4 separate regions of the Homo sapiens genome follow, and all the other regions are linked to region 2. Evidence: chromatin loops called from intact Hi-C (ENCODE). Cell type or tissue: mammary epithelial cell. All regions are shown on one strand. Links, peaks and the distances in the headings refer to the core of each region. The heading gives the core; the rest is flanking DNA.

Region 1 (8,027 bases), core at 2,394-4,893, 310 kb after region 2:
ATAGCATTGTGGGACTCTGGAAGGATTCGGCCCAGCCGCGGGCTGTGACGCAGAGGCCAGGGCGCACAGGAGACACGGAGAAAGCACAGAGAAGGCGGTCCCTGTTTGAGGTCTGGAGTCAGAGACAGAGCCAGACGCCCAAGGCCCGAGCGCCCACGGCAGCACCATGCCCGCAGTCTTGGAGCACCCCAAGCTTTCCAACGCCATGGCCAGAACACTGCACCAAGCACATTGTGATGGAGCAGGAGCATAAGCGACAGGAGAAAGAAGAGGTGGACAAGATGACGGAACAGAAGATGAAGGAAGAACAGGAGAGAAGGAAGAAAAAGGAGATGGAGGAGAGAATGTCACTAGAGGAGACCAAGGAACAAATTCTGAAGTTGCAGGAGAAGCTTTTGGCCCTACAGGAAGAGAAGCACCAGCTTTTCCTGCAGCTCAAGGAAGTTTTACATGAGGAAGAAAAACGGAGGCGAAAGGAACAGAGTGACCTGACCACCCTGACATCAGCTGCATACCAGCAGAGCCTGACTGTTCACACAGGTACATTACTCCTCAGCACGCAGGGGAGCCCTGGAGGACACAATCGCCCAGGCACCCTCATGGCAGCTGACAGAGCCAAACAAATGTTTGGACCCAAATTGCTTACGATCCGGCACTACGTTGGCCCAGCAACTGCTTTTGCGGAGACACCAGAGCATGGACAATTCCAAGGCAGTCCTGGTGGTGCCTATGGGACTGCTTAGCCCCCACCTCACTATAGGCACACACAGCCAGCTTATAGTCCTAGTCAGCAGCTCAGAGCTCCTTCGTCTTTCCCTGCAGTGCATTACCTATCTCAGCCACAGCCACAGCCCTGTGTCCTGCACAGCCACTTTCAGCCCACTGAGACAGATTTCCTACAGCCTGGTGGTGCCCTATCCTTGCAAAAGCAGATGGAACATGCTAACCAGCAGACTGGCCTCTCCCACCCATCCTCTTTGCGTCCCATGCACCCCCAGGCTCTGCATCCAACCCCTGGACTCCTTGCTTCCCCACAGCTCTCTGTGCAGATGCAACCAGCAGGAAAGTCGGGCTTTGCAGCTACAAGCCAACCTGGCCTTTGGCTCCCCTTCATCCAACACAGCCGGAACCTGCAATTCTACCACAAGTGACCATCAGATTATATCTTCAACACCATGCCCTTCCACCCCACCGTGGGTGAGGGTACAATAGCATTGTGCCTGAATGGTTCAGTCATCACAGAAGCAAGGAGGGCAATTTTATTTTATGTTTGACCTAGTAACAGAAATTGCGATTGGAAGTCAACTTGGGATACTTAAAACAGCTACTCATAATCTTGTCAATTAACATTTGTGCATTGCATTACTCTTTATGAAGCACTTTTATGTACACTGTCATAATACATTAGGGGGTGATGGTGGCTCCAAGCAGAGAAAAAAACTGTATTATTTTACTGCCTAATCTTAGAAACAGGGAGGAAACAGACAGTTTCTTAGAAAGGAGACTATCAAAGCAGACCACAGAGCTAAGCACAAAAGAAGAAGCATTATCAATGCCAAACTCAGAGAGGCTGAAATGAAAATATTCCAATTCAAGAATTTGAGAGAGACACATTGTGGGAAGAGGGTTAAACCCAAATGAGGACCTATCACAAAATGTTCAAGATTGAGGGCTAGTGAACAACTGTGTGGCCAGAGTAGGTTTTTGGTTCTTTTATTTATAGCATAGGTAATACATAGCTTTGTATTAAAATATAGCAACTGCAGCTAAACCAAAAGAAAATAAGCAGTATATTTTAGGCTTTTCTGCCCAGTATCTTTGAGGGCCACAATCTTGGGGAGAGTTGCCTGAAGTTTGTCTGCACTGATACCCCAATTTGTTGCTTCTTTCCTTTTTTCCCTGAAAAAAAAAAATGCTTACTGGTTCCCTGTCTGGTCTGCCCCTTCTTCCAGCGGTTTGGGAATAAACATTTTCCTAGCTGTTGGTGACTCAGTAATGGACTTGACTGATGGTAACTGCCTTTCCTGGAGAGTCGGTATTCATAGTTGTCTCTTATCTCAAAGGCAACAATGTATCCATGTAAATTGTGAAAGAATCTGGCTTGATTAATGTGGTGGCAATGAATGCCAAGAACAATCATAATCCGTCACATCTGCTGATTCTAAATCGCCAATCTTGAATAAATATTTTGCTTTTGGTGCTTTCCCTGAAGAGTCTTAAGAGACTGACTTGCACACATCTTCATGTGTCTTCCTCCACCCTCACTGCATTTGCCTATTAGGTTTCCTTGCATGCAGTAGGTACTCATTACATGTTTTCTGACTGAAAGTTCTCTTTCTTAGAGGATTGTGAGGCTCCACTTTTGAACTGGCTGATTCATTCAGCTTTATCTTGCATGAACTAATCCAGTATGAAGCCATGTCCTGATGAGAAAGAGAGAGCTGAATAGTTGAAGACAGTTCTTCCCTTTGAGAGTAAATTTGTGGGAATGTGTGAGGGTTCATGGCATGGCTAAAATGTGATGAATCTGATCGTGTGTGGGGTGTATGTGTGTGTGTGTGTGTGCACGTGGGCACGCATGGGCATTATATTTTCCAGAACTACGGGACATTCCCAGTATATGTCCATTCTACCAGAAGAAAGCACTTGGGGTTCTTTCTTCTCTGACAGTTCTTGTCTCAAGACTCCCCATCCTCCAGAATTCTTATCTATTTTATGACAGTTAATGCCCAAATGCCTCAAGATAAAATTGATCTCAGTCTTAGAGAAAAGCAGACTCATGCCAACCTGGGTGGGATACAAGTGGGAAATGATCTTTCTGGAATGAAGATCGGGGGGAATAAGGAAATGAAACAAGGGCAGGAAAGTAGCCAGGGAAATTAATACTGGCTTAGCACTTCTGGAACATGGTTGAGGGACTCTCTCTGGAAAGTTCTAATAGTGTTAAGCCTGCAGTCAGCCCAAACCCCATCTTGGCCCAGAGATGAGGTGAGAAGCAGGGATGGAGGCAAGAGAGGAAGATGAGTGCAAAGAGAAACTGAATTAGAGGAAGAAAAGAAGAGAGGGGAATTCTAAGTGGAAATCAATCGATGGAAACAGTAAAGATTTATCAATAGCCCTTTTCCTAGGTGGCTGTAAAGAGTGCCTACCTATCTACCCACCCACCCATCTATTCATCTATCCTGCCTTTTTCCAAAAGGATTTGAGCTCGTTCCATAAAGTGTATGTAATAATATAGTATAAACTATAATTAGGCAAAATTACACAGAAACACAAGGATGGGGACAAAATGAAGCCAGGAATGGGGCTGGCCACACACGCTTACTATGGCTGGATCGTGTGCCTGTCTAAGGAACTGCCTGTGACAGTGAGAAACAGTGATACACATAACTAGAGTGAGAATCTTGCTGAACCTGTGTTCTGGCCTGTGGCATGTGTCTTCCTCTCCAGATCTGCCTCTATGATTATGTCTTGCTTAGACTCAGCCACACCCAGTTGGGCTTTGTGGGTGGCATATGCAATGGGTAGCACTGGGGGGAAGTCGGGCTAAATGGGTGTGTTTGTGAGTATCATATACGTTAAAACGCAAATACAAAAATTGCTTCACTTGCATAAGGCAAATTAACAGAAAGAACCTGTCCAACTATAGAATAAAACCTTGTCAGAGGTTATAAAACAGCAACATTAATTTTTTTCAAAACTCAAAATATAGCAGATTTTAAAACCTTTTTTTTTTTTTTAGATTAAAAAAATCCACGATTGAAAAGTGTGTTGACAGAGGCTGTGAGGTTCTTTTCTTATCTGACATCTCCCTCTACCGACAGTACCTTCTCTCACTTTTGCCTTGCAACACGGCAGGGAAGTCCTTTGAAAGTGACATGCCTGTGAAATGCCTTTGAGTTCTGGTTCACAGATTGGAGAAGGACCAGGTTTTGTGGGGGAAGATCATAGGTTCCTTTTGGGTCTTGGGGAATTGGAGCCTTCTGAGTTCAATCAGCAATAGGATTCATGTGTCTGGAGCTCAGAAGAGAGACCTCAGAAGAAGATAGAAGTGAGAGAGTGGCCAGTAGGAGCAGATGAAAGAAAAGAGGAGGAGGAGGAGGTTGCCCTGACCTTGAGAGTCTCTCGTACATAAAGGCCAGCTAGATGGGGAGGAGCAAAACAACATAAATTCAGTCTTTCGTTCCAGCGAATGCCTTTGTAAAACATTTCCTACTAAGGGCCATCCATCTTTGACTTATACAATTGCAGTGTTGGAAAACTCCCTCTTTCATTGCTGTTTGACAGTTCTTATTGTTAGAAGTTTATTACTTCTGATGAGCTGGAAGAATCTGGTTCGCCACCATTTCCGTCCCTTTTTGTCATTCTGCTGTTCAGTGTGATAAAGATAGAATCTGTCATCTCACACATTTACCCAACAAATGCTTCCCCATGAAAATCCCATGAGACAAATATGGGTAAATGTTTAAACTGCCCAGTTCAAGGTCTTTTCCCTACCCTCTCCCACCCCATTATAAGCCCTTGAGAGCAAAGACTGTGTCTTATTCCCCTCCCCGCCAGCCTCCAGTCTATCAGACATTTCAGGGAGTATTTCTATGTAATAAGTGCTTCTTGAGCATAATCTATTTAGACATTGCATCAATTGAATGAGTAACAAACTATTATCATCCCCATTTACAGATAAGAAAACAGGTTTAGAGAGATATATAACTTGTACAGTACCTTATAGCAACTGTGTGGTAGAGCTTGGCTTGGACACCATGTCTCTCTGATATTGAGGTTTAGGGTAGTTAAATCAACGTGGTCTTTCCCCTTTTGCCAACTAGACGCCATGAGGCACAGAAAAAGCTCACAATAGCGTTCACCGGATTGAATTAATTTGTGATAATACCTACTTGGAAATTGGTAAAGTGGGTTCAAGAGCATATAGGTGAAACAGGTAAGATTGTCTCTAGACCCAAGCTTCTCCTCCACTGAAGTGACTGATTTCCTTATCTCAGCATTAGCTCCCATAAAGCAGCCCCCATCCCAGCTTGCTCCACCAGCCTCAGTCAGTTCTGACTAGAACGCTTATGTGACTCCTTCTACGGCCCAGTTTCCCTCCAGCCCTCATACCAAGCCCTCCATCCATCCAGGATTTCTATTGCCCTGACAGTTTGGTCAGTACTTTCAGCTCCCATTATTCTAGATTCCCTCAGAGGGCAACGGATTCCTGCTGGTTATATTTTGGATGTAATGGGCTTGGGCTCCCCACTAACAAGCTCTGTAACCTTGAGTAAGTTACCTACTTCCTTTGAGCCTTGAGTTTATTGTCTTTAAAATAATGGGCCAGGCCTGTAATCCCAGCACTTTGGGAGGCTGAGGTGGGAGGATCACTTGAGGCCAGGAGTTTAAGAGGCCAGCCTGAGCAACATAGTGAAACCCCATCTCTACAAAAAATTTTAAAACAAAAATATTAGCCAGGCATACTGTTGTGTGCCTTGTAGTCCCAGCTACTCAGGAGGCTGAGGTGAGAGGAAGTTACAGGAGATCAAAGCTGCAGTGAGCTATGATCATGCCATGGCACTTCAGCCTGGGTGACAGAGTGAGACGCTGTCTCTATTTAAAACATAAACAAAATAAAATAGTAATGAGAACTATTACTTGTTGGCATGCTGTGACTTTAACTGAAAATGTAAGTTAAATGTGTAGTAGAGTGCTTGCCCCACTGCCTATCTACTCTATGAGTCTGTAGATGGAAATTGAAAACTTTGTGATTGCTCTTTCAACTTGGAGAAGATGAATAATGAGAGGAAATAGAGACAGCAAAGAAAGAGAGAAGTTACAGGAGTAAGAAAGCAGATAAAATGCAGTATCGTGGAAGCCACAGAGAGAGTACGACCCTTAGTTCTTGTTTCCAATTGGATGGTCAAGAATTTCTGTCTTGCATTTGGCAAAGAGATAGAAGGGATTTTCAAGGCTTATTTCTATAGAGACATGGGGATAGAGACAGATGGCAGAGAAATAAAGACAGCAAGGTCTCAGGAAAGGAAGGCAGTTATTGATGACTATGGGTAAATTTTGGCAGGAAAAGAAAGTAGACGAGAGGGCAGCAATCCCAGAGCAATGGGTTTATGACAAGTAGATAATGGATAAATGCTCACAGAGTCAATGGCTGAGGGAGTAACTGAGTGAGTGAGCAAAGATGCTTGGAGTTTCATGAAATGGTTTTGATAACATTGGTGATGTTGTTGGGTCTGTGGCATTTCTAAGCCTTTTTAGTATTAGTAGTGGGAGAAACATTGGAAGAACTATACAACATTCTTGGCTCACACAAAAGCACATCCAAGGGCCAAGAACATAAAGTAAAAATCCTTTCACCTGCTACCATCTGTTGCTCTCTAAACTGCCAAACTTTTCCTCAGTGCCCTCCAATAGTGGAGGCTATTTCCTCAGACCCCAAATAAGGTGTTAAAGATGACCCAAGAAACCTAGTTTTTGATTGGAAGCTGATCATCAAAGATTTGGAGATGTATGATGGACAAGTCTGAGTATATAAATCCATTCAGAAGCATCTCCTGAGATTCTTACACTCAGTTGAAGTTGACTAAAAGCTGGACAAAAACCCATTTGTCTATCTTTTTCCCTTAGCCCATTCCCTGGATCCAGACCTCCACTCCCTCAGTGCTGTAGGGTAGGCAGAAAGAGTATAAGTTCTCCAGAGATGGGATGGTGAGTATCAGGCTGGCCATTTAGTGTAGGTCAAGGCTTCTGGCATTTTAATATGCAGGCAAATCGTTAGGGGATCTTGGCCAAATGCAGTCTCTTGCTAACATAATGTGGGATGGGGCCTGCATTCTCTACTTTTAGCCATCCCCAGCTGATGCAGCTACTGTGGCTGCCAGGCATGAGTGTGATGGGCCATGCTTGAGTGGCAAGGCTATAGCATATCTAACTAACACTGATTTGCCCACACCTGCCCTTGTGACATTTGGTGGGTAACTGAGACACTTTTGTATCAGTTCAGCTTTAGGACTGATTTCCTCCCTCTCCCACTCACCCACCCCAACCATCAACCCTGCCCAGGAAAATGCAATGAAAAAAATAATAATAATAGTAGCATCTGATTGGAATCCTGAAGTCACAGCTAAAAGGTATTTTTTCCCCAGTTTTCTAGGGAACAACTAATGGTTGTTTTTCTTCTTTTTTGGATCCCAGAAGCCTTGTTTTTCTGGCCTTCATGGCTTGGCATGGATCCACTTTTGTTGATTTGGTGTTTCTTCTGTGGATAAACTTTCTGGCTTTGAAAAAGCCTCCTTCTTTTATGAGGCACTTTTAACCTGCAGGATCTCCATTTAGCTTAATTGGCATATTTATGTATTGAGATGGGTGCCTAGAGGGCTTGGGCCACAGCATCTTTTGTATAAATTGAAAAAAATGAAATGAGCTGTTCTCACAGTTGTGTGCCCTTCAGTCATGGAGTGCGCTAAAAGGCTCATCATTTACAGGCTGCGAAAGCTCAGGAAGATCAATAGGCATAATGCAACCCAGAGCTGTTCGGCAAAGCAAAACTCAGGGTTTTCAAAGCCCAGTGACTTCGGGAGCTTGGCCATTACTAATTCCCTTTTCAATCTTTCCTGGACCCTTCATTTCTTGTCCATGTTAAGGAATGGACTTCTCGACTCCTGATGAATCATCCTCCTAAGGTTATGCCAAGAGCCTTCTCCTGAGGGTCAGACAATTTGTGAACTCTGAGGAGCTGACTGCTCCAGGCCAGACCCCTCTGATCACAGCCCAGATGCAGACTGTCACTTTTCATGTCACTTCTGAAGCCCAGCATCCTTTGAAAGCAAGTGTGGGAATTGATTCTTATTAGTTTAATACAGCTATGGTTAATGGCTTATAGATTTTTATATAGTCTGGCCCTGCTAGGCATGTCTATTAAGTCTCTATTATGGGTGACAGAGGAGAGAGAAGGTCAAAGGGCCTGGGACAAATGCACGGCTTTCCTCCAAGCCAGACCGAGAAATGTCTTCTTAATAAGAGTT
Region 2 (8,027 bases), core at 3,234-5,733:
ACCCACTCTCCTCAGACCTCAGCTGGAGCTGGACCCCAACCCTGATTGTGACACTGGAGTTGTACAGATGCTCACTTGAGGCTTTCTTCACCTACCAGTCTAGCATTCCTAGAGGAAGGTCATATACCAGTTAAACCCCGCCATTTGCCTCTTAATGCGCATGCTTGAGCCCATTTGCCCAACTCCCAAGATCTTATTGAGAAGCTGCTGATCAACAGTTTCAGGTGTTTTCTATCCACTGGGAGACTGCCGTTCCCTGGCGCCAGCTGTGATCAATTATTTTATTATTTTAGAGAGATAGTTGACAACCACCTGACCATCGCCTGATGGTCTCCTGACATTCCTGATGCGTTTGTGTGGTGGGGTAGCCCTCTCCTGCCCTGTTCATGCCTGACTAGCTACCTACCGTAACATTACCTGCACATATTTTAACATTACCTGCACATATTTGACATCTAAAATATTTCGAATTAAAACATTCACAAGAATATTTTTTCCAGTTGATTGCTAATATTGACATTAAGGAATAGTTACAGTCACATTTTAAAGGAAGCCAGCAATTCTAATTAATGTGGTTATTTGATATTCATTATCATTCATTAAAAATACCTGACAAGTTCTTATAGTCAGAAATCATATATATTTTCCTTATCTTTTCCAAATCTTATTTCCAATGTACTTACTCCATAGAATTTTATGCTACTTGTAATATAGTTTACACTTAAACATCTGTTATCCTAACCTTATACCTGCTACAACTAAAATGTATATAAATTTAAATGCAACTTAAAAAAAATTCCATGACCATATGTCTGATAAAAACTCTTGATTTAATTATTACTATACTTTTTATTACTAATTATAGATGAAGATAGCCATGAAGGTAAGAGAATTTAAGTGTAAGGACCACTCATTCTGTGGCCACTGTTGTTGCTGGAAGTTGCTAAGTCACATAGTAATCTATCATCAAAGATTATTTTTAACGATCTCTCAGTTGGCACCTTAATAGGTCTCCCTCAACTTTATTATGAACAAAGAATTAGCTACCATCTGAGTTTTGAAATGATTACAGTCATTTACTTTCTCTACAGCTACAGCAATATTTTGAATTGTGTCTTTTTTTTTGGTGCTGTAAATTTTTTTATGTGTATGGCAACTAGACACTAGACATCATAAAATTTAGGATGAGTGACAGGTATGCCTTTCCTTAAAACAGTGAGCACTGAGAAGGGGAATCTGCATCTTCATTAGTGTTTCTGAGGAAGATCAATTAAAAAAAAACTATTTGTGGAAGTAGAGGGTCTGGAAATTTATTTCCTTAAAATACTCCTTCCTGGGTCTTAACATACCTCAGCTTGAAGACTACTGGTATAGAGAGTAAAGGTTGGGTCATTCTGTTTCTCTCTCTCTCTCTCTTGCTCTCACGCTCTTTCTCTTTCTCCCTCTCCTGTCTCTGGGAAAATATTAATTTGCAGAATCAATATAGTTTATTTTTTAAGAAAGATAAACATGGCCCAGGAGCAGTGGCTCACGCCTGTAATCCCAGCACTTTGGGAGGTCGAGGTGGGCAAACCACAAGGTCAGGAGACCGAGACCATCCTAGCTAACACGGTGAAACCCCATCTCTACTTAAAAAAATACAAAAAATTAGCTGGGCGTGGTGGCACGCATCTGTAGTCCCAGCTACTCGGGAGGCTGAGGCAGGAGAATCGCTTGAACTGGGGAGGTGGAGGTTGCAGTGAGCCAAGATTGTGCCACTGCACTCCAGCCTGGGCAACAGAGCAAGGCTCTGTCTCAAAAAACAAAAACAAAAACAAAAACAAAAAAAGATAAACATTCTACTTTCTTCATAATGTTTCCCATCTTTCATAACAAAGTCCATCTTTTCCTGGAATATGCAGTACATTTTAGTTTCTCTAGTAATCCGGTCTAGTTACCATGACCCTCTCACCCTACCTCCTCGCACAATCCTTCTCTCAACCTGTCTTCTCTCACGTCTGCCAGGAATAACAAGTGTGCTAATCACCAAATCAGACACACAAGGGCTGGGCCTAAGCTTTGAAATGATATCTTTCATTTCTCTTCCCCAGTGGTGACTACCAGGGAACGTGTGGGTTCTTTCAATGGTTGTCCTCCAAAAGACATATATACATTCTAACTTTCCAAACCTGTGAATGCGACCTTACTTGGAAAAAGGGTCTTTGAAGATGTAATCAAGGATATTGTAAAACATAGTCAAATGTTGATCATCCTGGACAACCTGGATGGGCCCTAAATCCAATGGCAACTGCCCTCGTAAGAGACAGAAGAGAAGACACATGAAGATGAGGAGGTAATGTGACCATGGAGGCAGAGGTTGGAGTGAGGCAGGGAAGGAAGCCAAGAAACAGGGAATGCTTCCAGAAGCTGGAAGAAACGAGGAAGGATTCTCCCCAGAGCCTCTAAAGGAAATAAGACCATGCTGATGCCTTGATTTCAGGCTGCCGGCCTCCGGAACTGCGGGGGAAATTCTGTTGTTTGACGCCACCAAGTTTGTGGTGATTTGTTACGGTAGCCCTTGGAAACCAATACATCCATCTGAAGAAATAATAAATGAAACACAATAAGGCAATTTTATCAATGATTAATATTAGCATTACCATAAAGATTTCATAAAGGATTTGTTATGAAGAACTTCAGAAAAAAATTAGGTCCCTTCTACATGGGCCAGTTTTGTTCTTGGCTGTAAACTATGTGAGAGGAGCTTGAGGAAGCACTTTATATTCTGAGTCACTTGTGCTTTTGAGAGGGCCCAGCTCTGAGTTCAGGAAGGTGAGTTAGTTCATAATTAGGCAGCCTTTTATTTTTATGACCAGATCCTGACTTACATCCAGGCAGAATAGGTGAAACACTGTGTATGATTGGATCTGAGAGGCTGGGAAGCCCATGAGCCAAAATACCTCGTCTACCAAGAATATGTGACCTCAAAGTCAACGGTATTCATTCTTTGGGGTTAAGGCAGGAGCTCTGAACTTAGAGAGATTATTTAGTAGTTACTGGGATCTCTTTGCTAAGCACCCTAAAAAAGGCATTGTTATTGTAAAATATAGTCAAATGTTGTTATTTATGGCAGCTATGTTCTATGAAGGTGCCACTAACATTCCTCCTAGGGGAAATACCTAGGGTTAGGTTCCTGCAAGCTTCTGGTCACAACATGTCATCCCTCCGTCAATAGGTGGAAGGTGTGTAAGGGTGAAGTGGGATGCAGTGTTTTATGGCCTTTACGCCAGACTGAGAAAATCTCATTCCTAAGAGCTTCCAGAGCCTGAATCAAAGCCATGCAGCAACAGAATGTGAGAATGAGAAAAAGGGAAAAGAGTACGTAGATGATTGAGAAAGATGAGAGACAGAGAGAAGGAGGGTGAGGAGGAAAAAGTCTTAAAGGAAAACTGGAGAAGCCAGAGAGGCCTGATCAGGAACTGGGAGAAAGAAGAAGGTGTGGGAGGCAGATAAATGAGACCCAGGATTTCATACAGCTTGGCTGGGTTTAACAGTCCCACTTGGGAGCTCTGAAGTCATAGAACCCAGGACTTCTAGGGAAGCTGGTTCTTCTAAAGTCAACCTGCTCAGTTAAGAGGAACATTGTCTTCAGAGGATCAGAATGGATTTACAAACCTTGCTTCCTCCCTGCAATTCATTCCATTAGGAGGTCACAGACTGGGGGCACACAGAAAGCAGTTCAGCTTTTGAAGAAAAGGTCCGTTTATGGCACATGAATCTGTAAGTGTGGGGGATTCTTGTCAAAAGAAGAACTGCTTCTTTTCTTAACTCTGCAGCAGATCAGTTTCTCTGCAAAGAGGACTAAGGACCTGCGAATCGGTTACTCAGAGCTTGGAGAGCCCAACCTTTTAAGCTGGAGCCGAGAGACTATGCTGGGTAGCTGCTAGAGATCGGCATCAACTTTGGGACAAGAGTCCCTGGCTCTGCTGGCCCACTTCTAGGGAAATGGTTCACAATACAGCAGCGAGTAAACCTTCAATCCCAAGTTAAGTAATGGAAGACGAATATGGTCTTTTGGGCCCAGCCAGTTGACAAATGTCTGCGGGCTTTCCTATCACGTTGCTGCTGCTCTCTCGACCCTGTCAGTGAGGAAAGAACTCAGCACTTAGGACTGCTGCTCACACTTGGGTGCCAGTTGCGCCAGAATCACACCAAGAGCGAGTGCCCACTCACCAAGCAGAGCTCAGGCAAAGGACGTTTCCAAACCGACGCCCACACCCGCAGAGCGGTCCCAGCGAACAGCAGGTGTCACCCTTTTGCTTCCAAACCCCAACCACTTTCAGGTGCCTCGCGCGCTCTCCAAACTTGTGTGCTCAGGGCTGCCGCCCCGCTGGGTGGCTGGGCCCATCTGCGCGTCTACGGGGCGCTCCTGTGCGGAGGGTGGGGAGTTGCAGCTTTCCAGCGTGCCCTCCAGGGGGATGAGGGAGGTGATGCCGAGGGCAGCAGGTGCCAGCAGAAGTCACCGGGCGTCTCGGAGGTCGAAGACTGAACTTGCAACGGGAGCTGGGGAAGGTGGTGCGCGCTTCCAAATCCCTCCCCCTTGCCCCAGCAGTTTCTCGGTGCCCAGAGCAGCGCGGGGGAGGCACTGCTAGGGCTCAGGAGCAGAGGCGCTTGGACCATGGCTGCGACCCCGGCTCCGGCCCGGGTCCCCGCGCGCCTGCAGTACAGTGTGCAACTGCGCTTTGTGACGGAGGAGCAGCTCTTTCGGCCTGGACAGTTCTGGTGCCCCAGCCGGAAATCTCTGCGGCTGGAGGTGCAACCAGCAGGGGAGGAGGCGGACGCGAAGGTGACTGATGGTGAAGTACCGGGCACTGCCCCCGCATGCCGAGTCCCACTCGGAAGTTGCGGCTCTTTTGCGCGCTAGCGCGGTAATTGGAGCGCGGGTGTGTGCACGTGTAGGGATGCGAGTGTGTGCGCCCATCGCGCGTGCATGGAGTGCGGGTGTGTGCGCTCGTTGGGCGTGTACGAGACTGCGTGTGTCCGGTCGGCGTGCGTGTACCCGCGGTGCGCTATGTTGCCCGGCGCGCGCGTGTAGAAGTGCGGGTTGCGCACTCCGGCTGTCCCAGAGCAGGTGTGCATCCCCAGCAACTCTCTGAAGGGAAATGCCGGGCTGCCTCTCCTGTCCGGAAAACGTCCAGATGGATCCCGTCGTATCTTTATTGCTCTCAGAGAACTTAGTAGCTGTAGGCAGACGAGCTCTGAGAACCAGCTTCGGCCTTAAGAGATGCCAAAAGTGGGGTCAGGAGAAGAGAGGCATGTGATTTCTTCGCCGGGAATCCATTCAGGACCAAAACAGGAGAGGCGCCAATGTCTCAGTACTTCCAAGCCTACGTGTTTCTCATTCCTTTCCAAAGGAATAGGCCATCTTACAGTTGCACGCGAAGCTTTCTGGTGAGCGAAGTTGTGAAGTTGAGAAAGGACTGAGCGGGGTGTACACCAGGCTAAGTGGCTGTTGCGGTCAGTGTGGCATCCATTTGGCATGACTTTTTGGTTCGACATGTGGCCTTCACCAAGAAAGCATAAGCGCAGTCACCTGGGCTCCACGAGTTGTGGGTATATTAGGGGAATGCTTTTAACCTTGGTAGGATTCCAGATCTTTTTGAGAATTCGAGGACACTTGTAGACTTTGGCTCCAGCAAATGCTCATACTTGCTCACAAAACTTTGCATAAAAATTGGAGGGGTTCACGCTTCTTGCCCCCAGCTCATATTGAATACCTGTCTCTGGTTAAGTGTGGAAAGCAGAGCTCCTAAGGCAGCTGTGAGGCTCCGAAGACTTAGGGAGTTTCTTCCTACCCAATTTCTGAGAGTCTGAGTAGAGTTTAAAGTGTTCTGCCCTGTGAATTGGTTCCAAAGGGAATTTCAAGTAACTGGCAGGTACTGCCTTCTCCCTCCTCAGTGATAAGGATACAAGTTCACTTCTCTATCTTCAGAGACTTAGAACATGATCAGGCACATAGTAGACACTCAATAAATGCTTGTTTTGGAGTGAAAGCAAGCCGTGGGATGTGTCTTCTCCCTTTACTGTAGGCCGGGATGGGCAAGTTTGGGTCTTAAAACGAAGTATTAAATACCATTTGACTAGTGTTTTAGGAAGCTTGAGTCTTGGTAATGGATCAAAAGTCTTACTCAATAGCTCACTGATTTCTCTTTTGGCTGTAAGAGAAGAAAGGAAGTAGCTTTTAGTGTTTCTCTTGGGAATTCTGAAACTCAAGCTTCCAGAAAAGAGTACTGTTTGCCTGCTATAGTCAATTTATTTAATCTCCAGTCATGTGCAGAGAAAACAGCAGATTTGCGACTTATGCATTATTTCATGTCCTATGGTTTTCTTTTCCACAAATGTATGTTAAGAGAAGAAATATCCATAGTTCAAGGTGATTGGAGTTTCAGACTCCCCAAGGCATTACCCCAATGCCTGGTCTTTGAGGACATAATTATCCTAGAGGAGCTCGCCTTTAATGCAGTACATCAAGTCCAGAGATGACCTCTGTGGTATGTGTTGACCCGGACTAATGGAAATAGAATAATTAAAGCCAAGGCAGGGAGGTAGTCATTGCCACAAGATTTTGACAGAATTCCTTGGGAAAGATTCACTAATAAGGAAGCAGAAAACTCACTTTCCAGTCCTAAGGTGCATTCAATGTATGAATGTAGTTATTAAAGCTCAGTTCCCTTTTATGGAAAGTTTTGAAGAGAAACTATCCTGGAGTTTTTCTTTAAAGTAGCTCATTTTATTATATCACCAACTAGGCCCCTGTGGATGGGGACCAGGAAGAGAAAGCATAAAAAGAAATTCTAATACATTATTGGAAGAAAAAAGATTCTGGCAAACTCAAATATTGTGTATTTAGTAGCAGAATTTTGAGTGGCTAGGATTTCTTTGGGAATAAATTTGGCCCAAATTCTTTCATGGACTTTAGAAATGAGTCTAAGCAATGTACACTGAGAAAATTATACAGATTTACCTCATAGCTATAGTTGTTAAATAGGTAGATTCTGGGATAATGCTGCCTCAATTAGAATCCTGGCTGTACTCCCTGGCTATGTTAACTGTAGTGAATGATTCACTCTATTTAAGCTTCATTTCCTCATCTGTAACCTAAGGATGATAATATGAATTATAATGTTTAAATAAAATACTACATGTACCACGTTTGGGACAATGCCTGGCATATACTAAGAGCTCAGTAAGTATTAGCTGTTATTATTATTTAGAGACAAGTTCTCACTCTGTCACCAAGGCTGGAATGCAGTAGAGTGATCATAGCTCGGTATAACCTCAAACTCCTTGGCTTGTGTGATCCTCCTGCCTCAGCCTCCTGAGTTGCTAGGACAATAGGCATGCACCACCATGCCCGAATAATTTTTACAATTTTTTGTACAGATGGAATCTTGCTATATTGTCCAGGCTGGCCTTGAACTCCTTGCCTTAAGCCATCCTCCCTCCTCAGCTTCCCAAAGCATTGGGATTACAGATGTGAACCACTGCACTTGACCTATTGTTAATGTTATATTTACTTTATGTCCCCCAGACAACAGTTTCCTTAGGCTCTTCTTACAGTGAGTTAGGCTATATTTTTGTAAAGATGTTGCAAGAAAGACCATTAAATCTGCTAAATAATAACCTGGAAAATTTGAACAATCGTTTAGAGTCCTGATTTCAATAGCTTGACATGTAAAAAATGGAACAGAATGAGACAAACCAGTCTATTCTAATTTCAAACTTTCCAAAATTGACCACAAATTTACAGAGGTAACACACCAGGGGATCGGCAAGCAATGGATTCTAGCTTGTGAACTCTGGGAAGACATTGATTCATTTCTTCTTTTCTCAAATATTTTTTGAGTCCCCATCCTGCCAGGAGCCTGCCTAAAAACATGTTTTATTCATCCTCCTATCCCCAGGGCCTTCCACAATACCAAGTACACATGAGACATCAAAAAATGTTTCTTGAATGAATCAGTGCTTTAAATCAGGTTTCTAAGTCT
Region 3 (8,027 bases), core at 3,431-5,930, 170 kb after region 2:
ACTCTTGGGCTCAAGTGATCCTCCTACTTTAACCTCCCGAAGTTCTGGGATTGCAGGTGTCAACCATCCCAACTTGTCTATTATTCTCAATATGTGCTCTCTCACAACCTCTGATTTAGGAAGGGACCTTGAGTACTTATCTCATCAATACCTAGGTCCAAATCTATTGAATCTATGTAGTCAGAAGTCTGGGATCTACTTAGAATTCTATGCTTTACATATAGGGCCAACGTGGCCAGGTCACTATGTCTCTCAGAGCCTCAGCTTCTCTGTTTGTGAAAGATCATGCCTTCCCTGACCAAAGTGCCTGTCAGAACCAGATGCTCATGATCGTGCTGACTTTGTGGGTTGTTTACTCCCCCTCTTTTCTCTTTCCCTTATAGTTTTATGGCTGCATTTCTCAACAGCAGAACATGATGCAAGATTTTGTGAGGACAGCCACTTACCACAGAGCCGTCCTCCAGAATCACATTGACTTTAGAGACAAGGTAATGCCGGCAGCAGGTTATGAATCTCATGCATTTCAGAAACGTTTTCAAGACCAGAATCAAAATGAAGCTTTAGTAGAATTACCATATGACCCAGCAATTCCCCTCCTAGCTATACACCCAAAAGAATTGAAACAGGCATTCAAACAAATACTTGTGCACAAATGTTCATAACAGCGCTATTCAAAATAGCCAGAAAGTGGAAACAATCCAAATGCCCATCAACTGAAGAATATATAAGCAAAATGTGGTATATTTACACATGGAGTATTATGACTATTATTCACATTTGTATTATTCATAAGAAGGGATGCAGTGCTGATACATGCATCACCATGGGTGAACCCCCAAAAAAATGCTAAGTGAAAGAAGTCAGTCACAAAAGGTCATGTGATTCCATTTATGCGAAGCATCAGAGTAGATAAATTTATAGAGATGGAAAGTGCACTAGTGGTGTGGCTGCCAGGGTTGAGGGAGGAAGGGAAGTAGGAAGTGACTGCTTAACGGGGACGGAGCTTCCTTTTGGGGTGATAAAAATATCTTATAACCAGATAAAGGTAATGGTCGCCCAATGTAATGAACGTCTGAAATGACGCCATACTGTATACTTTAAAATAGTTAATGGTTAATTGGATGTTATGTGAATTCATCTCACTAAAATTATTAACCTTTGAGTGCCAGGAACTCGAGAGACTGAATGCACTGTTTTGGTGCATCGAACAGTTTAGGAGCTTTATTGCTACATAATAAATAGCTCTTCATGAGACACTCTATTTCAATTTTTTCATAGACTCCACAAGTACATGCGTTTATTTCCTTAATGAAATGGATATGAATGATGAATGGTTGCCAGCACATTATACACCTGTTGTCCAGGGTTATTCTACCTGTTAAAGAGACAAACTGTTCAGAACACTCAACAGCTTATCTCTCAGGCAACAGTACTAGTCCAAAGACTCGGCAGTATGGGATCTAGTTTCATATTTTCTCCTTAACTAGCTGTGTGATCTTAGGCAAAATGCTGAAGTTCTCTCAGCCTCACAGTCTAGTCTACTGACATAACAATTGTAGATCCATGGTCCTTTAGCTTTGCAGCATTACTTCCCAGGGAGGTTGTTGTAGAATATTGAAATAATTATTCCAATAATCATGCCTCCCTGTATCCACACATACATAGTCATGTAGCTGCTTCTCTCATCAAGAGCATTCTAATTTTTTGGCCCTTATCTCTGTGCTGGCTTTGTGACTTGCTTTGACCAATAGAATATGACAGTGGTGATGTTGTGTGAGTTCCAGAGCCTAGGCCCTAATGAGCCTTATAGCTTTTGCTCTCCATTTCTTGGAACCCAGTGATTACCATACTGTGAAGGAGTCTAGCCTGCTAGAGTTCAGAGGTCACAGGGAGAACTGAAGCACCTCAGCCAACAGCCATCACCAACAACTGCCAGACCTGTGAGCGAGGCCATCTTGGGTCTTCCAGTCCAACCCACCCTCCTGCCGGATGCAGAGGAATGAACAAATCCAAGCAAGACCAGGAGAGAAACTGCCCAGCCCTCCCACAGAATTGAGAGAATTCATAAATTGTTCCTGGTTTAAGTCACTAAATATTCTTGCATCTTTCCCTCTGTTTTCACTAACTATTGTTGCATAACAGTAGTTATAGTTGTATACAATACAATTATACAACCGCATACAAGTATATACAACTGTACAGTATTATTATACAACAATATTTAATGAAAACAGAGGGAAAGATGCATGAAAGGTAGTGATAAATAGGCCCCCAGCCAGAAGCTGGTTTGCACATGGCTTTCTATTCTTTGTCATGTCCATTCTGCTATTGAGCCCATCAGTGAAGTTTTTATTTTGGTTATCATATTTTTCAGTGCCAAAATTTCCATTGGGCACTTTGTTATATCATCTGTTTCTTGGCTGACACTTTCTATTTTCCATTGGTTTTAGTGGTATTCATGATTGCCGGTTGGAACTTTTTAAATAATAGCTGCTTTAAAAGTCTTTGTCAGATTGTTCTGACCTCTATGTCATGGCAGTGTTAGTTTCAGCTGATTATCTTTTCCCATAGGAATTGAGGTTTTCCCATTTCTTCTTGATTGGGTTCGGGCTGCAAGTTCCTTCCCCATAGTTGGTCTTCTGAGGGCTATGTTTCCTATGTCAGTTCATTTTTCAAAGCCTTGGCGGTGCTATTTGGATCTGTCCTCTGTGTATGTCACCCAGTGGTCAGCCTGGCACCTGGGCAGAGTTCTCAAAGTTTTGGTATGCTAATTAGTACCAGATCCATGCATGCACCGGCTGAGGATGACCCCAGGAACTTATAAAAGAAACTGTATGGAGCTGCTTTGCCAAGCTCCTTCCTCTCTGTGATACTTTTTGGTTCCCTGTGACCACTTTTCAGTCTCTTGCCAACAAGTTTACTCTGCCATGTACTTCCACGACTTTGCCTGCATATTGGCCAAGCAGAGAGAGACCAAGAGAGAAAAAAAAGCACTGGGGGTCAGCCCAGGCTTGGGAATGACAGCTCCACTGAATGGGGAGAAAGGTTTCCTTCCCTTATAGTTTTGGTTAATGCAGGCTGATGTTGCCAATACCACAAGATTCTTGGGGACGGGAGTGTGGAAGAAGGAAGGAAAGGGAAGGGAAATAGAGGGAAGAGAGGAGGGGGAGAAGAGAGCAACACAGAGAATTTTCACACCCTGACTATTAGAAATTTACTTTTCTGCTGCTAAAGCCAGAACTACAGGGTGTCTCAGGAGCTCTCTTTGTACCCTGGTGCTCATTTCTGGTGTGTTGACTTTAGGCCAGGGTTTACTGGGGGAAGAAAGGAGTTAACTCACTGTTGGTTGGGTAATATTTCAAATCCCAGTCTTATTTCCTGATATGGTTTGGCTGTGTCCCTACCCAAATCTCATCTTGAATTGTAGTTCCCATAATCCCCACATGTCCTGGGAGGGACCCAGTGGAGGTAATTTAATCATGAGGTGGCTACCCTCATGCTGTTCTTGGGATAGTGAATGAATTTTCATGAGCTGTGATGGTTTTATAAGAGGCTTTTCCCCTTTTGCTCGGCACTTCTCCTTCCTGTCATCATGTGAAGAAGGATGTGTTTGCTTCCCCTTCTGCCATGATTACAAGTTTCCTGAGGCCTCCCCAGCCATGTGGAATTGTGAGTCAATTAAACCTCTTTCCTTTGTAAATTACCCAGTCTCAGGTAGGTCTTTAGTAGCAGCGTGAGAACGGACTAATGCATTTCCTAATCTGCCTGACGTTCTTAACTCTTCGGAGTCCTCAAGTAGTTGCTCTAGGCATTCTGTCCAGGTGTTACAGCTGTATTCAATTCAGTGCGAGAGAGAGAGAGAGAGAGAGAGAGAGAGAGAGAGAGAGAGAAAGAGAGAAAGAGAGAAAGAGAGGGTGAAGTGGGCCTTGTCCAACCCACCTAGGACTGGACTCTATCTAAAAGCCACCTCTGTGTGCTCTGATGGGTGAGAGTAATGGGTAAAAGGCAAAGGTGAGACCAGAAATGGCGGGGTTTAGCCAAAGAGTCTTATATATCATATGTCTTGAGGTGCCCAGCAAACAACCTTACTTTGCCAGTGGGACAAGCCTGTTAACAGTTACGAAGTAAACATTCCCAGTGAAGAGGATCTGCTAGGATAGATGGGCAGGATGAAGACAAAGGAGAAAAACTAGTTCATTTTTGAGCTTATCTGGCCTTTAAGGTTGTAAGTAAGCAATCTTGTCAACCTAAGGTAGGTTTTTTCCGATTAAAATAAAATTTAGCTCTGAATTGCTGATTTCTTCTTCACGGTTTGAGCATGTTTCCTGGAGGTATTAGTTTTATTTAGGGAATATTCTCTTTCTGTATAGGGACTTAGTTTTAATCTACAATCTATTTTCTATGTTATCTATGATCTATTTTAAATTCTGGTTACAATTTTAAAGACCACTCCCTAAACTACTAATGACACTGATAACTTACATTATAAAAGTCTTTCACAGACTTTTCACATGGATCGTATCACTTGGCCATTTCATTTTTGTATCTTTTCATCTATAACAATGAAGATATTGGGCTAGATTATCTTTAAGGTCACTCCCAGCTCTAACTTCCTTTGATTTTACAAAATACCCTTTCCCTGCCTGCCTGAAATAGTTTCATCTGCCAATGAAATGAAATAGGCATCCATCTGTTAGGGGTTATGAAGGTGATAATTAATCACATGGTTGATAATTAATTATATCCCTTTCCTTCTTTGAGTTCTGAACCAATTTAGAAATAGACACAGATGTCATGAAGAAATCACAATATCAATGTTATTGTTGCTGTTTGGAGAACAGGGTTCAGACCTATTGCCAAATGCAGTTTCCTAAATCTTCTGCTCCGAAACCGAACTTTTCCACTCACTTACATGCTGAACTACTGGTCTCCCAAACAAGTCCAGAGCCTGCCCCATAAGGTTCTCACATGGGGGACTCAAGGGCACACACTTGGTTTGGAGTGGGCAGGCCGACCCCTCCCAAGCGCATGCACTATGCTTGCTCCATCCTATTTCCCAATGTCACCATCAAGGTGAATCATTCCTGCTAAGGGGAAAAAAGAGGGAGGGTAAATGACCACTCTTAATTCCATTACTGCCCTCTCCTGGGAGTAAATATTTCCTCCATTCTGAAAATGAATGAGAAAACTGACCCACTTTAGTGTCCCGGGAATCCTCTGGTTCTGAACAAACCAGGATGGTTGGGACCCCTCACTCCAAATCCACCAAATCCATCGCAAATGCAAAATCTTTTTTAGTCCTTTTTTTGTTTGCTTACATCATACTGAAGAGCATTCTGGAATAACGCCTGGGGGTCTGTGGAGGATGCTCCTTTTTCACTAAATCCTTGTGTTCTTCCTCATTGAAATTGACTATTTAAAAGGGCATTGAAATTGACTGCCTAAAAGCACAGGGGTTTAGAATGATCAATAACAATAGTTATTATTTATTGAGGAGCTTAGTATGGGCAAGCACCATGCTAAGGGCTTTCCACACACCGTTTCTTTTAATCTTCATCACAACTTTATGAGATAAATACTAATATTATTGCCCTTTTACAGATGAGAGAATAAGGGCCCAGGAAGGTTGATAGTTTACCTGATTTTATACAACTAGAAATAAAAAGGCCAGAATAAGACCCACTTAGTCTAACTTTGGAGCCTGTACACATAATCCCTGAAAGGCATTGCCCATGGGAAGGTTGGCTAAAATTGCTAAGGGAGATTTTTGTTGCTCCAGGCCTAAGGATGGGATAAAAACATTTTGGTTACTTAAACATTCCCATGAATACATGAGGTTGCCTTGCACAATGGTTACATTCATGAGTTCTGGAGCCGGAGAGCTGAGTGGAAACTCCTGCTTGACCACTTACCATATACCTGCCATAGACCTTTGTCCTGTTTGTCTTGAGATCTTGGGCAGGTTGTCTACAGTTTCTGGGCTTTGGCTTCTTTGTCTATAAAAGTAGGAAAATGATAAGAGTAGTAGCTACTTTCTAGAGCTCTTACAAGTTCAAGATGATATAGTGTCTATGAACTCTGTATTAGCAAGGATTATTATTATTGATGGTCACGGGTTTCCACCTCTGCTATAACTTTAAAGCTTCCAAATCTTGATTTTTCATTCTGCCTCCTCCATGTAGTTTTAATGAAAATCATTTCTTGGCCAGAGCACACTGCTGGCTGAGAACTCCATTTGGAATCCTTCCAGGAAACTGACCCCACTAGAATCCAACCCATCTCCCCTTCTTGGAGTTTCTGTTAATTGCCATCTGGCTATTTTTAGTTTCTTTAAGTGTGCACTGGGCACAAGCAGGGAAAGTCCATCCTGCTGAGGGTTTGGGGCTGTGTGAGCTGTGGGGTTTTAATTTGAAAATGTTTTGACACTTCATTTGTCAGGGCACCAGTTGCTGGAAACTTGTGAGAGTGAGCAGGAGCTGAGAGCTTATTATTTTTTAAAATCAGTGTTTTCACAGAGGAGAGAATCCCCAGTTGCAACAGCTGCTTAGTGCCTCCAAATGTGAGTTTGGCTTAGGCAGAAGGGATTTAGGGATTTGAAAGCTTAAAAGAAAACATAAATAACAACAAACATGGAAAGCAACCTGTTCAGACTGTCAGCTGATATTCAGATTTGCAGAGCCTGAGCTTTGGTTCTTCTGATGTGAGTTTTCTTTGGTGTGGGCTTATCATCAGTTTGGTCAAAGGCCTTTGAGTCCATTTCTAATCCTGTTCTGAAATGATCCCTCACTTTAACACACCGCACACACTAATGAGGCCTGACCTTCATCACTGACTGGAATAAAGGCTATAGCCTAGATCTGCCGCATAGGGCTGTCTGTAAGTGCTTGCTTCCCTCCATTTCTACTGACCCTCTACTTCTTGACCAGCATAGATGTTAACCCTGTGGTGGCAGAATCCTTGTTCAGAGCCTGTGGGTAGGAGTAGAAAGAAAAGGAAATTACTTATGATTCCTGCTAGGGGCTTCACATATCCTATCTAATTTCATCTTTGTGTGTTAGTCAAGGTTCTTAGTTGCCAGCATCAGAAACTAATTCTATTAATTTAAGGTGGGGTGAGAGGATTTCTTTAAATGTTACAGGAACATCAGAAAATGAGTCTTAGAAGCTAAGTATCTGGAATAATTTTCAAAATCGTGTTGCAGAATTGATCTCAGGAAGACAGCAATGCAGCCAGACATAGACACTGCAACGTGCACAGCTTTCACTAAATACCAATCTTGAGTGTTGTCCTAAGAACTTTCCCTCTGATGCTCTAGGGTCTGGAGGTTACTGTGACCTCACCATAGTGGACTCCATGTAGTCCCTACATCTTCACCGTCTGAGCTCCCATGCAAAGCACGTCTTCCTGGCAGAGCCTGGGTCATGCTTGTGCTTTAGCTGACACCTTCGCTTCCCTAGCAAGAGGCTGGTGCTGCCTTAGAATGTGGGGCATTCCCCAAACATAGGAAGGGAGTTCTGATGCTGAGAGGCACCAAAGAATGGCAAATGCCCACTGCGCTGTACAACAAACAAATGCAATACATATTGTTAGGCTAATAGTATAGACAAAGAGATTGGAGCTACAGAAAGTTAACTAACTTGCTTTAGCATAAACAACTGCTATGTGGCAGAGCTACATACAAACTCAGTTCTGTCTGTATGCAAAGCCTGTACTGCAGGGTGATTTTAGGGGTGACAGAAAGTCATTTGTTTTGTGTTCTAGGTTGATAAACTGACATTTCGCTATGTGATTTTTGGAATGTGAGGGGAGCAGGCTGTGATGGTAAAAAACAGTATCTGCTTACATATATATATATATATATAATTTTTTTCTATAGCTTGGGATTTTAAGTCTGATTCAGTTTTCCAGGGCTACCATAACAAATTACCACAAAGTCAGTAGCTAAGCGCAACTGAAATTTGTTCTCTCATTGTTCTGGAGGCTAGAAGTCTGAAATCAAGATGTCTGCAGGGCCATGCTCCCTCTTA
Region 4 (8,027 bases), core at 3,658-6,157, 320 kb after region 2:
TATGTAGAAAAAAACATTTTTTACTAAAAAAATTTGAGAGAATAATTTTTTTATAATACCAGATTTTTTGAGCCTGAAAGAAAGTAACAGGAATTACATAAGCAAGTATGCTGTTATAAAATAAATTTAGATAAAAAGACTTCCTAGTAGCAAGCAGTTAGGGGGAAGAGGAAGGAGAGAAAAGAATGAAACCAGATAAATCTATGTTTAATTGTTGAAGATTCAATACAAAAGTAAAGAGCAAAGAACAGCCAGGAGACTCCTGTGGGGACTTTTAGGGTGCTGAAAATGTTGTTTATTTCTTGACATGAGCATTAGTTACCCAGATGGTCACCTTACACTAATTCAGTAAGCTGTATATTTTTGTACCTTTTTCGTATATGCTAGTCATTTTCCAAATAAGCATTAAAAGAAAAAAAAAACAACTGAACCCTGAAAACAAAAGAGAGAGAGAGACTGACCCAATTCAGGCAGACATATCTGAAGTAGGGGGAAAATCAGCAAATTGACCTCTTCATATTTCCAACAACATACTTGATACTTTTGGATATGTGTTCCCTGGTTTTGTGAACAGGCTGAAAGAATTTCAATCATGGGTCCCTTTTGGGCAATAAGGATTGGGCCAGTCGTTGTGCATGGAAAGGATACTTGATTTTCACAAAGGTTATATTTAATATAAAATATTCTACTTATCAGTTCTTCTCTACTCTGCATGAGGGGATATGAATAAGAATGTTGGAGAAGCATTATTCAAAATAGCCAAAAGTAGAAAAGGTGTCCATCAAAGTAAAATCGATAAATGTGCTATATTCTGGCTATATTTCGCCGCAAAATAAAAGCTATCCACGACAATCCAGATCGATCTTCTTTTTTCAAGTGTTGGGCAAAAGAGAACAGAAACAAAAGGACACGTTTTCTATGATTTTGTTCTTATAAAGGCCAAATACACGCAAAGCATAAATGATAGTATTTAGGGATACACACTTATGTGGTAAAAGTGTGAAGAGAAGCCAGACAGTGATGAGCATAGAAGGAGTGCGCAAGGAAGGCAGGGCCTAACATGTGCCAGCCCCACTCCAGGCTGACTGGGAAGACAAATCAAATGGAAGAGACTCTCACTCCTTAACGATGCTGAATAATTAGTGCCTAGAATTACAGCATCTCAGGACCGAAAGGAGCCTAAAGATCACTAAGATAAGTGACCTTTTAATTTTTTACATTTCAATTTTTATTATTATATTTCAATAAAAATTAGAGAGTTCAATAGAGTATTTCCAAACTTTATTCCAACAGGTAAGGTATATTTACAAACATACTACAATCTATCACCAACAATTATTTCATACAAAGAAAAGGCGTGTCACCCTCACAAAGTAAGAAGTAAATAATTTTAGAATAAATGATAGCCCTTTACATTGAATAAATTTAGATTTGTGAACCATGCTGCCTATTTCTTTCCAGGAACATAGTAAAAAAAAAAAAAAAAGGTGTTTTTTTTTTTTTTTTTTGAGACGGAGTTTTGCTGTTGTCGCCCAGGCTGGAGTGCAATGGTGCGATCTTGGCCAACTGCAACCTCTACCTCCCGGGTTCAAGCAATTCTCCTGCCTCAGCCTCCCGAGTAGCTGGGATTGCAGGCTCCCACCACCACGCCCAGCTAATTTTTTGTATTTTTAGTAGAGATGGGGTTTCACCATGTTGGTCAGGCTGGTCTTTAACTACTGACCTCGGGTGATCCACCCACCTTGGCCTCCCAAATTGCTGGGATTACAGGCGTGGGTCACCGCACCAGCCAGTAAAAATTTTTGAATAAACTACCATCAATCCCTAGACTAGTTGGTGTATGAGAAACTTTGACCTTACCTACCACTAATCCAATACTTGAATCTTCTTCCCCAAATCCATAAAAGGTGTAACTGGGGCTTGCCTATGCTTGCATACTTCTGATGAATTAGAACTCACTACTAGAGATGCTAACATATCTTCCTCTTAGAACATTTGTGACTGAATGCTCTTCTGCTGTTGAACCTAATTATTTCCCCTTCGTTTGTGGTCTTAGACTAGTGACTGCACTTACTGTCTAAATTGTACAGTCTTCTATGTGTCAGCCCCAACCTGTGAGCAACACGCTTTATCCCCCTCCCTGTCATGACCCACGCTCCTTCTCACGTTGAAACATCTCAAATCCTTTGTACTATTTCCTATACATATCCTGAATCGTCAGCATCCTTAACTCTCTGCTTGAGGTGTTCCAATTTGTCTGTATCTAATTTTAAAATGTGATTTTCCAAACAGAGTACAACTTTCCAGGTTGGTTTGCCTCACCCAAAAGAGAGTAAATGCATCATCTCTTTGATTCAAGACATTCAACTTCTTCCCTCAATGTAGCCCAAAATTTCCTAAATCAACTCTCCCATTCCTATTAACTCATTTGATGAAAACAAGTTCATATGCCAGTGTGAGTCTAGAAGACTGGTTTCCCACAGAAAAAAGGAGAAGATGGCAGATCTTACAAACTAATAAGATACGAGAATGGCTGATTATTTATTTTTAAATGTTCTGAATTCACCTAATTTGTGCTTAGCATACATCTCTTCACTTGTGAGAAAGTATACCATTAGCAAGATCCTCAGACACCTTTCAGGGGACTCACACATCCTCTTAATACGCCACTCCAGTCTAGTAAGCTCCAGAAAAAGAGTGGAGTGACTGTGCTGGGACTTGTCCTTGGTGACTGCTTGCTGGCGCCACCTACTGGGATCAGCGTCTCTTTCCAGGTTCGTACATTCTTGGGAACGAAGACTGAGTTCCCCAATATGCAGTTTGTAGAGTTTATTTTCTTCCCATCTTAGAAAATGTAAAGGATGTGAAGTTCTTGCTTGCAGTCTCTTGTTACCCATGAGATTAAAAAAGTCCCACTAGCAGCAGTTCCATGATCTCATTTGCATATTATCTCAGTAAACTACAACTTTGATTTGCCTGGGCCATGAGACACAAAGGTAAAATGATTAATATTCTTACCCATGTTGTTCATGATGAGAAAGTGAGACAATTTACAAATAAATTAAATTATTAATAACAAAATTACTTTCATTTGTACTATTGAAAGTTAGTTAACACGTATTCTTCTCTTCCTCATATATTTATATTTATATTTATAGTTTATCCCAGTCTCTAGAGTATTTAGCTATATATATATATAAATATTTAGCTACATATATATATAAATATGTGTATTCTATTTGATAGCAATAGAAATTTGCTCATGACCCACAACAAACATTTTGTAGAGAGACAGTATAAAATGCAGATGGTTTTGGGGGGTGGAAGTTGTTTTTTATTTTGTTTTAGATACAGGGTCTCACTCTGTTGCCCAGGCTGGATGGAGTGCAGTGGTGTGATCATGGCTTACTGTAACCTCGATCTCATGGACTTAAGCAACCCTTGTGCCTCAGCACCTCAAGTAGCTGGAACTACAGGCATGAGCCACCACACCAGGTTAAGTTTTTAATATTTTGTAGAAACAAGGTCTGGCTATATTGGCCAGGCTGCTCTCAAACTCCTGGCCTCAAGTGATCCTCCCACCTTAGCCTCCCAAAGCACTGGAATTACAGGTGTGGGCCACTGCACCTGATCTTTTCTTTAAAAAAAATGTAACTTAAAAAAAAAATCTCTTTAACTCATTTCTTCTTTGAGTGTGGCCAGCTTGAGGGAGGCTTTACTTTCTTCAGTTGGCAAAAATGTATGATACAGTCATTAAAAAGGCACTGAACCAAAGGTTATTAACTTGGGGTCTTCCAATATTCAAGAGATTCATGGACAGAAATCAAGAGGTTCATGGACAGAAACAGTTTCTAAATATATATATATTTATATATATATAAATATATATATTCTAAATATATTATTATAATAATATAATCATTATATATATAATTTTTTGTTTGTTTTTGTTTGTTTGTCTTGTTTTTTTCTTTTTTTTGAGACAGACTTTCTCTCTGTTGCCCAGGTTGGAGTGCAATGGCGCGATCTTGGCTCACTGCAACCTCCACCTCCCAGGTGCAAGTGCTTCTCCTGCCTCAGCCTCCCAAGTAGCTGAGATTACAGACGCCCACCACTGCGCCTGGCCAATTTTTTGTATTTTTAGTAGGGACAGGGTTTCGCCATGTTGGCCAGGCTGGTTTCGAACTCCTGACCTCAGGTGATCTGCCCACCTCGGCCTCCCAAAGTGCTAGGACTATAGGCGTGAGTCACCATGCCTGGCCAGTGAAAATATTTTTTAAAGGAACATAAGAAAGGAGGAAGGGAAAGAGAGAGAGAGAAGGGAAAAGAAAATACACCTTTATTTTTTTTTACTAACTTTTAAGTAAAATTATAGTTTATAAAATATGATTGTTAAGCCACAACATCATATTATAGTTGTTGCAGATATTTTGAGATATTGTTTTTGCTTATTGCTATTTCAAGATTACAATGGATAGGAGGCCTGCCTCTGGCTTTTATTATTTACTGCATTCATAAAAAAGCACATATATTACTATGTCTTGCATTTGCTTAAATATTCCAGTAGCAGCTTTTCAATATAACTGGCTTCCGTTGCAATCCTACGCATCCTATTTTTTGCATTTAAAATCACAATGCTGAGAAGGAGTTCAGAAGTCTCACCAGACTGCCATAGGGATTAAGAGCTCCTGCATTAAACTCTTTTGAGAGCTTTGTTGGGAAAAACAGAATCCTTCAGGCCATCCTGTGCCAGGGGAACCGAATTGCCTCAGAACAGACAGAACCTTTGCCTCTGTGGTTCTAGACCCTGACTTTAGAAGAGATGTTAATAATAATGAAAGACTCTCCTTTCTAGCCTGGAGAGTATTGCAGAATCCTGGAGAGTATGCCATCCTGGTGATTTTGGGTACCATTGGGTATTTCAGGGAAATAGTGCCATCTGGTGGCTGATGCTCCTCCTCCGGTGCACACTTCTGTTTGTCTTGTAATTAGAAACATTCATAGCGAAACACAGTGGCATTTAAAAGTATCAGCGCATAGCTCTTCCCCATTTCCGTCCACTGCGTGTGTTTAGTTTTGTCAATTCACAAATCTCACAGATTCAATGAATGATAATGCTCAGTGTTCTGTGGAATCACATTTTTGTCTCCTTTTTAGAAATGTTTAGCAGAAGACAGTGATTGGCAATTTGAATTCCAATTCTCAAGGCTTCAATAATGGTAAAGGTCCCTCTTCCCTCAAAATAGCATTTTCATTTTTTATAATGCCTGGATCATTTCAAATACAAGGTGTACAAAGAGATATCAGGGCTGTAGGGTTGTGAGTGGGGCGTGATATCTGCAGGCTTCAGGTGATGTTGATGTTAGTGGATTCCCGGGGTTTCTGACACACTGACCCTGGGTTTTCTTTCATATGTTGGTCAAGTTGCCCTTGACTCAACAGTTATGATTCTGATTCTGGCTCTGCATGTGGGCTCTGCTAGTTTTCCCCACCTTCTTTACTGCTTTTTACAACTTCCACTGCCCACTTCTTGGTCCAAGCTACCAGCACTTTTTCTCAGATTATTGAAAGAGTCTCTTAACTGGTCTACCTTCTTCCACATTTTCCCCGCTAAGTTCATTCCCCACATGGCAGCCAGAATGATACTGTAAAACCACAAGTTAGATCGTACCCACCCCTCTGCTCACAATCCCTTTCCTTCAGAGAAAAAACAGAAGTCTTCGCAATATCCAAGACACTGTAATCAGGCTCACAGATAACCCCCTAAACCCATCTCCTTCTCCACTTACCCTCACCAACAATACTGACCTTCTTGCTGTTCTTCAAACAAAGCATGGCTCTGCCTCAGGACATCTGCACTTGCTGTTCCCTCTGCCTAAAACACTGTTCCTCCAGTTACTAACATGGCGCATTCTGCATTCTCTTGCTTCTTTCAAGGGCCCAGAGACTGTGTGGCCCGTTCTTTATTTTTCTCCATAGTATTTATCACTATCTAAATTTTTATGTGCTTTACTTATTAATTTTTGTTGTTTTCTTCCTCTTGTTAGAACATAATCTCCATGAGTATAGAGATTGTCATCTTTGCTTCTTATTAAAGTTTCCCTAGTGTCTAAAAAAAAATGCCAGTCATGGAGCAATCAAATGCTTGTTAAATAAAAGACTCATATTTCCTGCCATGATGAGATCCCAATCTACCTGTTAGATGGACTCTGTTTTACTGTGCCTGTTGTGAGATCTGTCCCACCTGGACTCTCCTGGCCTGTGAGGGTCACTGGATGATTCTCAGGTATGTTCTGAGCTATGGCAGGTTTCTCTGCTGCTTATAGCATCAAAGCATCATTCCTGAGTTATAAACCTTAATGTTGAATGTCCTTCCTGAAAATAGCATAGGATGACTCAAAAAGTGGCTCTATTGATAACAAAGATACTTCTGTCAAAAATGAATGTACAAAGTTTACTAAATGAAATGTCAAAGTAAGAACAAGCAATATTTATAGATTTGTATATTATTTTTAAAGTGATTTTAAATGTGTCTGTGTCACTACATAAATTAATATTATAAGGAGACATATGCCTAGTACACTTACGTCTATAAAAATTTAGTTAACCAAATTGGCCGAAATATACTATTGGGGCTTCTTCAACTAATGGAAGAGAGGAGCTCTGTATATTCAAGCATATATAGTATTTGCTAAGACTCTCTCCCTCCCTCCTTCGCTCCCTCCCTGCCTCCCTTCCTTCCTTCTCCTCTCACCTCCCCTCCCTTCCCCTCTCCTCCCCTCCTTTCCTTTCATTCTTTGAGACAGGGTCTTGCACTGTTGCCCAGGCTGGAATGGAGTGGCACAATTATAGCTTAATGTAGCCTCAAACTGGGCTCAAGTGATCCTCCTGCCTCAGCTTCCCAAGAATCTGTGACTACTGGCATGCACCACCACGCCTGGATAATCTTTTAAAAATTTTTCGTAGAGATGGGTGGGGTCTCGCTATGTTGCCCAGGCTGGTCTTGAACTCCTGGCCTCAAGTGATTCTCCAACCTCAGCCTCCTGAACTGCCGGGATTACAGGCATGAGCCACAGCACCTGGCCTAGCCTCTCTTCCCTCTCTTCTTCCTCTGCCTTTCTACTCTTCACCTTTTCCTCCACTTCCCTTTTCTACTCTTCTCATCCTCCTCTTCTGTTTCATCTTCTTGACCTTTGTGCTTTGCTTTCTCTTCATCCTTTCTCATTATTTTCAAATATATACCTTTAAAAGATCTCCATTCTCCTTGGTCATATGTACCCATTCTTGTTCGCATGTCAATTTCTAGAGAGTAGAAAATAATTCAGAAGAAGAGTGGGGAAAATTAAATCTTCTTAGGTTGCTGAGAATGTCTAGGCACCTACACTGATGGACAAAGTCTGAGAATAGTCATGGGGAGGATGATTCCAGCCATAAACCTGGCAAAATATCACTCATTGCCCTCCCAGGTGTGGTGCTTCTCAGTACATAATTGCAAAAAAGCGGGGGTTTTTTAAGTATAGGGTATGTCTTAGTTATTCCTTCTGTTGCAGGTATGAATTTGCTGCAAGAATCAGCCTTTTTTTTTTTTTTCCTAAATTGAAAAGATTTGGCTAAGCTGCCACCCACTAGAGGTGGTGGAATATTTTCAGTAGTGTCTCTAGAAGTCCCTCCCTGTCTCATGCATCATGAAGAGTCCCACAGGGCTTTAGCTGCCAGAAAAAAAATCAAGGAACAGAGTCTTTAATCTTTAGTTCATTGTGATTGTCAAAGAAATGCTCATTCCCCAAGCCCTTTGGACCCTCAGAGGCATTCCCTTCTGTTCCACCTTGTGTTCCTCTACATTGTGGGAGTCCTGCCTCCCACCCCCCACTTCCACCTCCACTGCAGTCCCATCACCACCTGCAATGCTCCCTGACACCTGGAATGCTTTCCCTCTTGGATATCTCAGGTCCATTCTTCAAGGAGCCCGGCTTTCCTTTATCTTTCTTTTATATTCTTTTCTTTTAAAGTCTGTTCTGTCTTGCTGA

Evidence for each region. A loop is a pair of places that touch in the nucleus more often than their neighbours do. Peaks named below come from ENCODE experiments on the same cell type or tissue, not always from the same donor. Only the 100,000 strongest peaks of a DNase experiment are listed, where the experiment ranks them.
Region 1: it touches region 2 in a loop (16-fold over the local background); 37 of 110 quality-filtered maps call a loop at or near these places.
Region 3: a loop joins it to region 2, with 23 times the contacts of the local background. A loop is called at or near these places in 3 of 110 quality-filtered maps.
Region 4: a loop joins it to region 2, with 12 times the contacts of the local background. A loop is called at or near these places in 47 of 110 quality-filtered maps.

Annotation. Positions count from the first base shown.
Region 1 is chr9:2,868,566-2,876,592 of GRCh38, reverse strand. It overlaps the pseudogene GPS2P1. Among named protein-coding and RNA genes, the nearest start is that of PUM3, 28 kb to the right of the region's middle. In mammary epithelial cell, for the core only: a CTCF peak has its summit at 3,827; no DNase peak of the experiment used is centred there; H3K27me3 peaks cover 265 bases.
Region 2 is chr9:3,178,075-3,186,101 of GRCh38, reverse strand. It overlaps LINC01231 (long intergenic non-protein coding RNA 1231), which reads right to left and starts at 4,513. Exons shown (of 5, transcript NR_121585.1): 1 at 4,213-4,513. RefSeq lists a silencer at 4,199-4,368 and an enhancer at 4,167-4,801. In mammary epithelial cell, for the core only: a CTCF peak has its summit at 4,277 (motif pointing right); a DNase peak (open chromatin) is centred at 4,321; H3K4me3 peaks cover 640 bases; H3K27me3 peaks cover 490 bases.
Region 3 is chr9:3,005,385-3,013,411 of GRCh38, reverse strand. It overlaps the pseudogene CARM1P1. Among named protein-coding and RNA genes, the nearest start is that of PUM3, 170 kb to the right of the region's middle. In mammary epithelial cell, for the core only: no CTCF peak of the experiment used is centred there; no DNase peak of the experiment used is centred there.
Region 4 is chr9:2,854,698-2,862,724 of GRCh38, reverse strand. No RefSeq gene overlaps it. Among named protein-coding and RNA genes, the nearest start is that of PUM3, 15 kb to the right of the region's middle. In mammary epithelial cell, for the core only: a CTCF peak has its summit at 4,939 (motif pointing left); a DNase peak (open chromatin) is centred at 4,934.